Regions from separate parts of the Homo sapiens genome. Here region 2 is linked to region 1. The links are chromatin loops, found by intact Hi-C in ENCODE. Cell type or tissue: Caco-2. All regions are shown on one strand. Each heading gives the region's core, and the rest is flanking DNA. Links, peaks and the distances in the headings are about the cores only. Region 1 overlaps LOC124902439 (a long non-coding RNA gene). Region 2 overlaps LOC124902439 (a long non-coding RNA gene).

Region 1 (4,403 bases), core at 268-4,267:
CGGTGGCTCACGCCTGTAATCCCAGCACTTTGGGAGACCAAGGCAGGTGGATCATGAGGTCAGGAGTTCAAGACCAGCCTGACCAATATCGTGAAACCCCATCTCTACTAAAATTACAAAAATTAGCCGGGCGTGGTGGCATGCACCTGTTATCCCAGCTACTTAGGAGGCTGAGGCAAGAGAGTCGCTTGAACCCGTGAGGCAGAGGTTGCAGTGAGCTGAGATCACGACATTGCACTCCAGCCTTGGTGACAGAGGAAGACTCCATCTCAAAAAAAAATAGCGTTCTATTCTTGTTCAATGTGTACAATCTCACCTATCTCAGAGGATGTTAGTTCTAATTATTTTAAAATGTTTTTCTGTTCCCTGCTTCTTCTGTATCTTGGTCCTTCCTCCCATTCTCTCTCCCTCCCTCCCTTCCTTCTTTCTTTCCCTTCCTTTTTTACCTCCCTCCCTTTCTCCACATTATAAGGTAGCTGCTACATTCCAGGTGAAGATGCACACTTTTAGTTTTTGTACATTCATGTTTTAGTCATGCTTCTTCTCTCTATTGTATGACTCTCCATCTTTTTAATGTAATTGATAACCAGTTAAGTCCAATTTCCTCCATGATGCTCTTTTTATTGTTCCAGCTTAAGAGTGATTACTTTCTCCATTCTTCTGAACTCCTTACATCAACTTCAAGTCTTGGTTATTTTATGCATCTCTTCCCTGATAGGGTAGAGGTCCCTTGACTGTAAGGTTCAATTAATCTATATGTCATCACAGAGCACCTAGATTAAAAGCAGACATATGGTATTATTATCTACCTGACTATATTTTTATCTCTCCTCACATATTTCAGACTTGGGACTTTGTAATCTGAAAGTAAGTTATTATACCTATTCCTAGGGAAATGTACTTTAGTCATATTTGTTTATTTTTAGAATTTTATTGCCTTTGTAGCACACTTGAGTCTTTGAGACCCACTAATAGACTAAAAATGTTCTATGTTTAGCAATTTACTATTGCCTAAGCATTAATGCATTTTCTATGATCAGAAGATTTCCTTAGTCATAGTAAATGTAATTCAGTCTTTCTTTTGGGTAACTTTAACAATATATAATCTGAAAAGGACTCCTATTGGAACTTTTTTATGAGTTGTAAACTCCTAGGGATGAAGACTAATAAACTAGTGAGGTTTCTGTCAGAGGCAATACTAGTTTATCTGTATTCTTCTCTTTTATATGTTCTTTTCATTTCTTTCTGTCAAGAGTTCCTTTTCTAGAACACTGGAATTATTATTATGATATATTTTAATCCTATGCTTTTGCCTACCATTTCCATTAAGTCTCTTTAAATCTAGGTCTGTGGAGGGAAAAAAAAACATTTACTTGCTACATCTCAAGATTCTCCTGGGGTAATAACTTTGTCTGAAGTTTAGCAAGCCTATGAATTATTAGCCTTAAAAACCTACCTTATTTTATGGGGCTCTTGTTCTTTCTCTTTAGCTGACAACAGCCTTCAGTGGAACTCTTCAGGGTAATAAGTAATTACATTATTTCGGATTACTCTGCTGATTTGTTATTATTAATATCTACTGATGAGAGAACTTGAGCAGTAAGTGTTAGGAGACAGCCACAGACATGTCTACATGTCACAAAACACTGAATCATATCAATTGTAAGTAAAATCAAATAAAAACATATTTTAGTCCTTTTTCTTTCCTTGCGTACTTCTTCCGACCTCCTTTTGTCACATGTCTATCCAACACTTCACGGAAATTTGGCCACAGAGAAGTTTAGCATGTAACACTGCAACCTGATACCTGAATGTCTACAGACTTCATTTTAAATGTTGTCTCTAGAAGCTCTGACCTTCTTTACACATTCCTTTCCTCCTTTCCTCTGGTTTCTAATGGAAAAGAACAAAAGGTCCAAATTGTTTTAAAATTAATTTTATTGGATAATTTAAACAGCCCCTTCAGTAATACTGAAGTCGTCAAGGAAAAGGGCAAATTTCAATCTCCCAGATTTCTCAGGTTTCTACCCCGCTTCCTGGACATTCTCTAATAAAGTATGTGTATTTGTGTGTTTGTAGGAGAGGGGGCAGCATGAGGAGGTAAGAGTTTATACAAACTCATGATAAACAGGGAGAGTCGAGGTCTTCAGCCATAGTATTGTTGGCTCCTGTAGCCTCAAGGACAGTGTCTTTTGTCTGTTTGATGGCTACTTGCCTTGGTGGCTACATGCTTATCTGAGTTTATTAGTGATCTGGATTTTGTCCACTTGGACAGGACCTGATGTTCCTCCCTTGAGGAACATCTCTTCTTATTCCCCTCAGCACTATAGAACCCTGTGAGGTCCGATGTGACTTGTGTTTATTCCTATCTGGGTGATCTGCTCTACTTCCTTCACTAGGGAGGCATCTCTATGGAAACTCCCCAGTAATCGCTTTATTCCTTCAGAGCTCAGTCTATGCTGCCCAGAAACCAACAGTGACTGAGTGAACTAACTCCCAGGGCTGACCAACTATACATTAATGTCACCGTGGGGTAACAGTAGCCAGTCACAAACAGAAAGAGCTCCCTCTGCCCTCCCTCTTAGGTACCTCACATACCTCCTTTCTCTCTAAGGCAGAGGCTCCAACAGGGAAAGTAGGAGAAATAATTACTCACTCTTCTTTCTTCCAATTTTCTCTTCTTTTGCTTGCTTCTGTACTCTAGTGCTAGGAAAACCGTGGGCTTTTCTTTTGCTTATGCTACATCCTATCCTTATTCAAACATGGATCACTAGAAGGGGAATATCCTGTATGCTAGAAGTGCGCTTTATGATCTGAGTCATTCATGCTTATTTGCTGTTATGATAAATGGGGATGGTTGGTGGAAGGATAAAGAAATATAGAAAATTCTTTTTGTAGACAGTAAGTTTACATGCCAAAGTCTGAATATTATCTTGCTCTTTTACATTGCATTTTATTTGCAATAGAATCCAATCTTTCCAAAAGCAAATGATTGTCTCCAATGGTCTAGAAAAGGCAAAAGACAAAAATCACATTTAAACTTTCTAAATATTACTCCTCTAATGGAAGAAATAGGTTTGGGCATTGTATTCAGGTAGCTTAATGTCTACTCCTTATTTATACAAAATAGTTGCTTGATTTACTGAATATTTCACTTTTAAATTAGCTGTTTTTGTTAGCCCTACAGAATCTCCTTGTGATTCCTCCACTGTATACCATCTCCATTCTAAGCTTTTCCACATCTCACCAGAGACTAGTGGCATGGGAATACTATAATAGTAAGAACAGCCTCTGAATGTCATTTCAGATCTAATTTAATAGGATATGGATAATTTGTATGCCATGGTACATCCCCATGCCTGGAGCTAATCTGTATTGAGAGATGAATAATACAAATATCACTTGATTCTTATAATTTATGTAGTATAATATTGTCTTTTTTAAATCTAGAATAGTGGATGCACATAATAAATATTCAATAATACTTGTTGCCATTTTTACTTGATTTCTTACTTGATAATTACTTATCATTTCAAATTAAGACATAATTAAGTGCTGATTAGTTACTAGAGTTTCTAAATATTGATGAATTTTTCATTCTGTATTCTATATTACTTCCCTGAACTTGTTGGGAAGACCTCAGTAACAATGCTTTTTAAAAAGTGTTTTGATAGACCCAGTGATAGGAATACACTTATTAATTTCAGCCTTACTTAGAGATAATTCTTCAAAATTTTAGATTTTTATCTTTTTAAATCTTTGAAATATAGTAAAGAGAGGGCATAATTATTTCATCTTTCACTCTCTACTCAAAACCTCTTATTATTTGACTTCACAATTATTAGTCATCACTTTACACAAATACCTTCCTTAAAAGTTACCCATGACAACTTTATTAAGAAATTCAATTTTCTCTGTGTAGGATAGAGAAAATTTCTCTTTTCAGTCTCTACCCTTCATGCTCCTATTTAACGTGTTACAGTGTGGACCATTCTTTTTCCTGACTCTACTGTCTGAATTACCTAATACTATATAGTTTTTTTATGACTTTCTTTTGTGTTTTCTTTTTTTTTTTCCTTTGGTAAGTTTTATTTGCTTATTCACCTCACTCCTATCCTGCCCATTAATGATGAAGACATTCTTTTTTTTTTTTTTTTTTTTTTTTTTGAGATGGAGTCTCTCTCTGTTGCCCCGGCTGTAGTGCAGTGGCATGAGCTCGGCTCACTGCAACCTCTGCCTCCCGAGTTCACACCATTCTTCTGCCTCAGCCTCCTGAGTAGCTGGGATTACAGGCACCCACCACTGCACCTGGCTAATTTTTGTATTTTTAGTAGAGATGGGGTTTCACATGTTGGCCAGGATGGCCTCGATCTCCTGACCTCGTGATACACCCGGCTCAGCCT
Region 2 (4,403 bases), core at 330-4,329, 280 kb before region 1:
TGCCAGCCAGCATTCTAAGAGATCCTTTCTGGAGCTGAGGATAACAGATCTGGGTTTCTATTCCCTGCTGAGAGGGGCATCCAGTGGCAGCAGCTGGGGCTGGTCCAGTGCTCAGTCTGGCTTCCTGGCCAGGGGATACGGGAGTCAAGGTCTTCAGCAACAGATCTTAGAACTGTTGCCAGAAGTGAAGTATGAACTTCCTCTCTCTGAAGAATATTGCCTGCCAGGGAGGTAAAAGTAATTACTTGTCCTTGCTAATTGAATTCTGAACTTTAAAGTAGAGGTTCTGACTTAGGTTAACATGACACGGGCCAATTTAAAATTTTAACTTAAAGGAAAAAAATGGCAATGAACCTTAGTACTTGGAATGTGGCAGATTGAGTTTCTCAGGGCTGGAGCCAATTTTCACAACTTCTGCAGGTGCTGGCCTCCTGCAGAAGTCTTCAGCATGCCCTGCTTGTAACCTTGGCTAATGCAAAAGAGTTACCTGACTGAAAAGCAGGAAATTATTTCAGTCAATTTCATTCCATAGGCTTTTTCTCCCTGAACTTCTCGTGCTTAGTTTAAAGTGGTTTTTATTTTTTTTATTTACTATCTTTGGATACCAATTTTAATAGGTAAAATCCATGGATTGCTTACTATTTGTTGGGGGCAGTTCTAAAAAAAGAAGTGTATAGGCACTATTTTCACCATTGAGCAGCTGAGTTATCTGAGGCACAGAGAGGTTAAGTAATTTGCCCAAAGCCACAGATAGGAAGGTGGCAGGGCCAGGATTTGGACTCACGCAATCTGGCTCTGGAGTGTTCATGTTGAGCCTCTCAGGGTATGCCCAGTTTGGAGATACCATGTGACCTCTCCTACCAAGGATGTGCAGTTTAAACCAGTTGGCCTGGGCCAGTCTGGACTCCAGTTTTTTGAAAGCTTAATGATGAGAGGCTGGAAAGTGCCTGGCCTGACTTTGGCAGGTAACCTCCTAGTCTGGGAATCACACGTCCTGCCCAGGATGTCCTTTAAGATATAACCCAGAAATAACCATCTTTGGGAAGGAATTGGTATCAGACTTATGTGTGATTGTCTCACAGGTATTTTAATCAACTTACTGTTGCTTTTGTCTCATATGTCTTGGTGGAGGTAGGAAGGCCCAGGGGAAGATTGGACTTCCTGCTAATTTAGAAACTGGAATTCCAGAATATTTTCTATGATTGATGTAAGGATGATGCTGTTTATTTCCCAAGCTAACAATAAGTAGACATGCTGGGCACATAAGTCTTTCTCTTATTGGAGTAATTTGGGCGTGGCAGAAGTAGACTGATACAGGTGGCATAGTCACCAAGTTGGAATTCACTGGCAATTGTAGGAATTGCTGTGACTTAGTTTGCATGAAACCTGCTGTCAGAGGGTTAAGAATCTTGGAGTGAAGAATACTTCTTGCAACAAGAGAGTTTCTCTGTGAAAATACTCTCTCTCTCTCTCTCTCTTTTTTTTTTTTCAGATGAAGTCTTGCTCTGTCGCCCAGACTAGATTGCAGTGATGTGTTCTCGGCTCACTGCAACCTCCGCTACCTGGGTTTAAGCGACTCTCCTGCCTCAGCTTCCAGAGTAGCTGGGACTACAGGTGAAAATACACTCTTCAGGAGGAATTATTTTTTGGTACTACCTTACCTTTTGATAACATTTAAAACATTATTATCATTATTATTTTAAAAAATGAACCTTGGTTGTAAAGCTCTGAGTGAGTGCTCGTTGTTGCCAGTTGAGGGAAGCATTTGGGAAAGCAAATAATTAATTTCTTGGGGCTTCTATTTCCTATCTGTAAAATGGTGGTAATAATATCCACCTCATGAATTATTGGAGTGTTCAACTGCAGTCTGATCTTCAACTGAAAAACATCTTTCTCCACAATTAGAATATTGCAACATTTTCATCCTAGACGGAAAGAAGCCTTTGTCATTTGATTTCATTTGCAACATCTCCATGCTCTTAGGTACTGTCTCTTTACCCAGACAATCCAAACTGGTTTAGTTAGACATAAAGATGTCTCTGAAGGCCATGGGACCATTAATGCAAAGGCTTAATTAAATGACAAGTTCAATTCCAACATTACTGATTTACTTGCTGTGGGAAAAGTGCCAAACCTAGAGTCAGTTTAATTGAACTTAAGTGATACCCCGTTTATTCACCACCTACCAAACGGCACTCTGTGTGTGTGTATGCATGCACACACACATGCACACACGTGCACATGCATGCATAAGTATACATACTGTAAAAATGATACAAATACAGCATATCAATACATACATAGATCAACTGAGAGCATAATTTTCGTGCATGCTTCTAGAACTTTATACCACTGTTTCCACCTCAAACTGTGGGTGGCAGCAGAGACTTGGGAAGTATCTTCTGTGCAACTCAGATGACTTTCCGGGGCTACTAATGGCAAGGAAATGATAGCACTAAGTGATGAGAAAGTTGGATCTTCATTTTTGAACTACAATTGACATTCCTTTATCATTTCCCATCTCATTCTTGTGGTCAAAGATGGTAAAAGATGCCTGTGATCTGGGACCCTCACTGACATGTTGTCTTTTAAACAGGCTTTTCATTATTTTAGGCCGATTACTTTCTCTCTTATTGGAGATTGCAGGCACTCCTAAGAAATCCTTTTTTTTGGCTGATGCTGCTGTCTTGCATACATCTGACCAGTGTGGCTTTCGGCTTCCTTTGGACCCCAAAGTGCTTCCTAAAGCTAATGGTGGACTATTATATTGAACTTGGCCTAACCCTTCAGTCTTTTGTGCACAGGTCTATCCTCCTGACACGGGCAATGGCCAAGGTTGTCCCAGCTCAGAGGATCAGTGAACTCCTGTGACTTTGTTTCCTCCTGAGAAGGACAGGCACACCAGCCTTTGACTTGGCCTCTAGTTCCTGGCTGAACGTGAAAGAGGCACACTGGATGTGAAAACCCACTTTCCCTCCTCTAAGTATTCCTCCTTGAGGCACAGGAGAGCAGGGGATGCCTTTGTGGATTCAGAAAAGATTGGCAAAAATGAAAAGTGGTGCCAACTACTGCTGATGGGGATGGGGGGAAGTATATACTCTCATACACTATGGGAAACATCTAATGATGTCAAAAATTATACAGACCCTTAACCCACTCCCAAGATATCATGCCACAAAAGGAAAATAACCAGATACTAAGAATACATGTTAAAAAAAGAAAAAGAAAGCAAACATCAATAAATAGGAAAACAGCTTTATAGACTATAGTTAATTCAATCTATGAAGTATCATTCAGGCATTAAAAAAGAATGAGCCGGGCCATATTGTTGTCTTAGAAGACATTTTGAAAGCTGTTATTAAATGACAATAGTAAGATGTAGAGAAACATGTAATAGTCACCTTTATAAAATAAATAGGCACAAAATCTATACATGTCTTATATTTAATACTTTCCCTCTATGTTTTAACTCTCTGCAAATCAAATTCATCTTACAAACAATGGTCTTATAATCACTGTCAGCATCAAAATCAAGTTCTTCTAGAGAGGATTTGTGTTTGCTTCTATGGGTCACCTGCAGAAGGTCTTACTAAACTGAGGCCACTTTAAATTAAATTCTATTGGTGAGGATTTCCTTTTTTGAGAATCTCTTTGGTTGTGTGAATTCATACCCCAAGTCTGTGTGATGATTAGCTTCTGATCAAATTCTCAGGAGAGAATTTGTTTTCTTCTTTCTCCCGTTGTCAAGGTAGAGGAACGAAATCTTCCTTGTTGTTCTTTATGAAGAGCTTACTTCCTGTTTAACCTGACTCTGAGATAGAGCTCTTTCCTTTCCTGCCTTTAAGTTAGGGGCTTCTATTAGACTCCTTTGTTTGGATAATTTCTCTTTCTCAGTGGCATATAACAAAATTGTGCATCTTGTAATTAATGATATTTATGTATTTGTGTCGTAGGACCATGATGAAAAGTGCAGAGGAGTACATATCTAGTTGTTAACATGAGATACCTGAATAGTGGTGGGGTGAAGGAGATGATAGAAAAAGGGAGGGACAAAGATTTAAAAAAACAGAAAGACTGAACAGAAGAGAAGAAGGGTTGTATACCACTTCATATATGCTCTGATCCTATTTATGTGAAATTGTTTCTCTCTGACTGTGTACATTTATAACAGAATTAGAATAAAAGGTAAATAATTTAGTCTGTATTGTAAGATTGCTTATGCTCTATTGTTTGGTGAAAAAAAGCAAGTCGTATATTAAAAGTATGAGACTATTTAGGGAAAATCCAATGACTAAATTCTTCTCTCTATATACATGCTTGAGTACATTTAGATGAATGAGTCTAAAGGTATGAAGTGACACATACCAACCTATTAATTCTATGCCATTTGGGACAAGGGGTGA

Evidence for each region. Peaks named below come from ENCODE experiments on the same cell type or tissue, not always from the same donor. Only the 100,000 strongest peaks of a DNase experiment are listed, where the experiment ranks them.
Region 2: a loop joins it to region 1, with 10 times the contacts of the local background. A loop is called at or near these places in 3 of 110 quality-filtered maps.

Annotation. Positions count from the first base shown.
Region 1 is chr10:64,373,827-64,378,229 of GRCh38, forward strand. The region is part of intron 4 of LOC124902439 (a long non-coding RNA gene); the gene reads left to right. Among named protein-coding and RNA genes, the nearest start is that of LINC02671, 550 kb to the right of the region's middle. In Caco-2, for the core only: no CTCF peak of the experiment used is centred there; no DNase peak of the experiment used is centred there.
Region 2 is chr10:64,089,717-64,094,119 of GRCh38, forward strand. The region is part of intron 3 of LOC124902439 (a long non-coding RNA gene); the gene reads left to right. Among named protein-coding and RNA genes, the nearest start is that of REEP3, 570 kb to the left of the region's middle. RefSeq lists a silencer at 1,172-1,466. In Caco-2, for the core only: a CTCF peak has its summit at 2,367; a DNase peak (open chromatin) is centred at 2,395.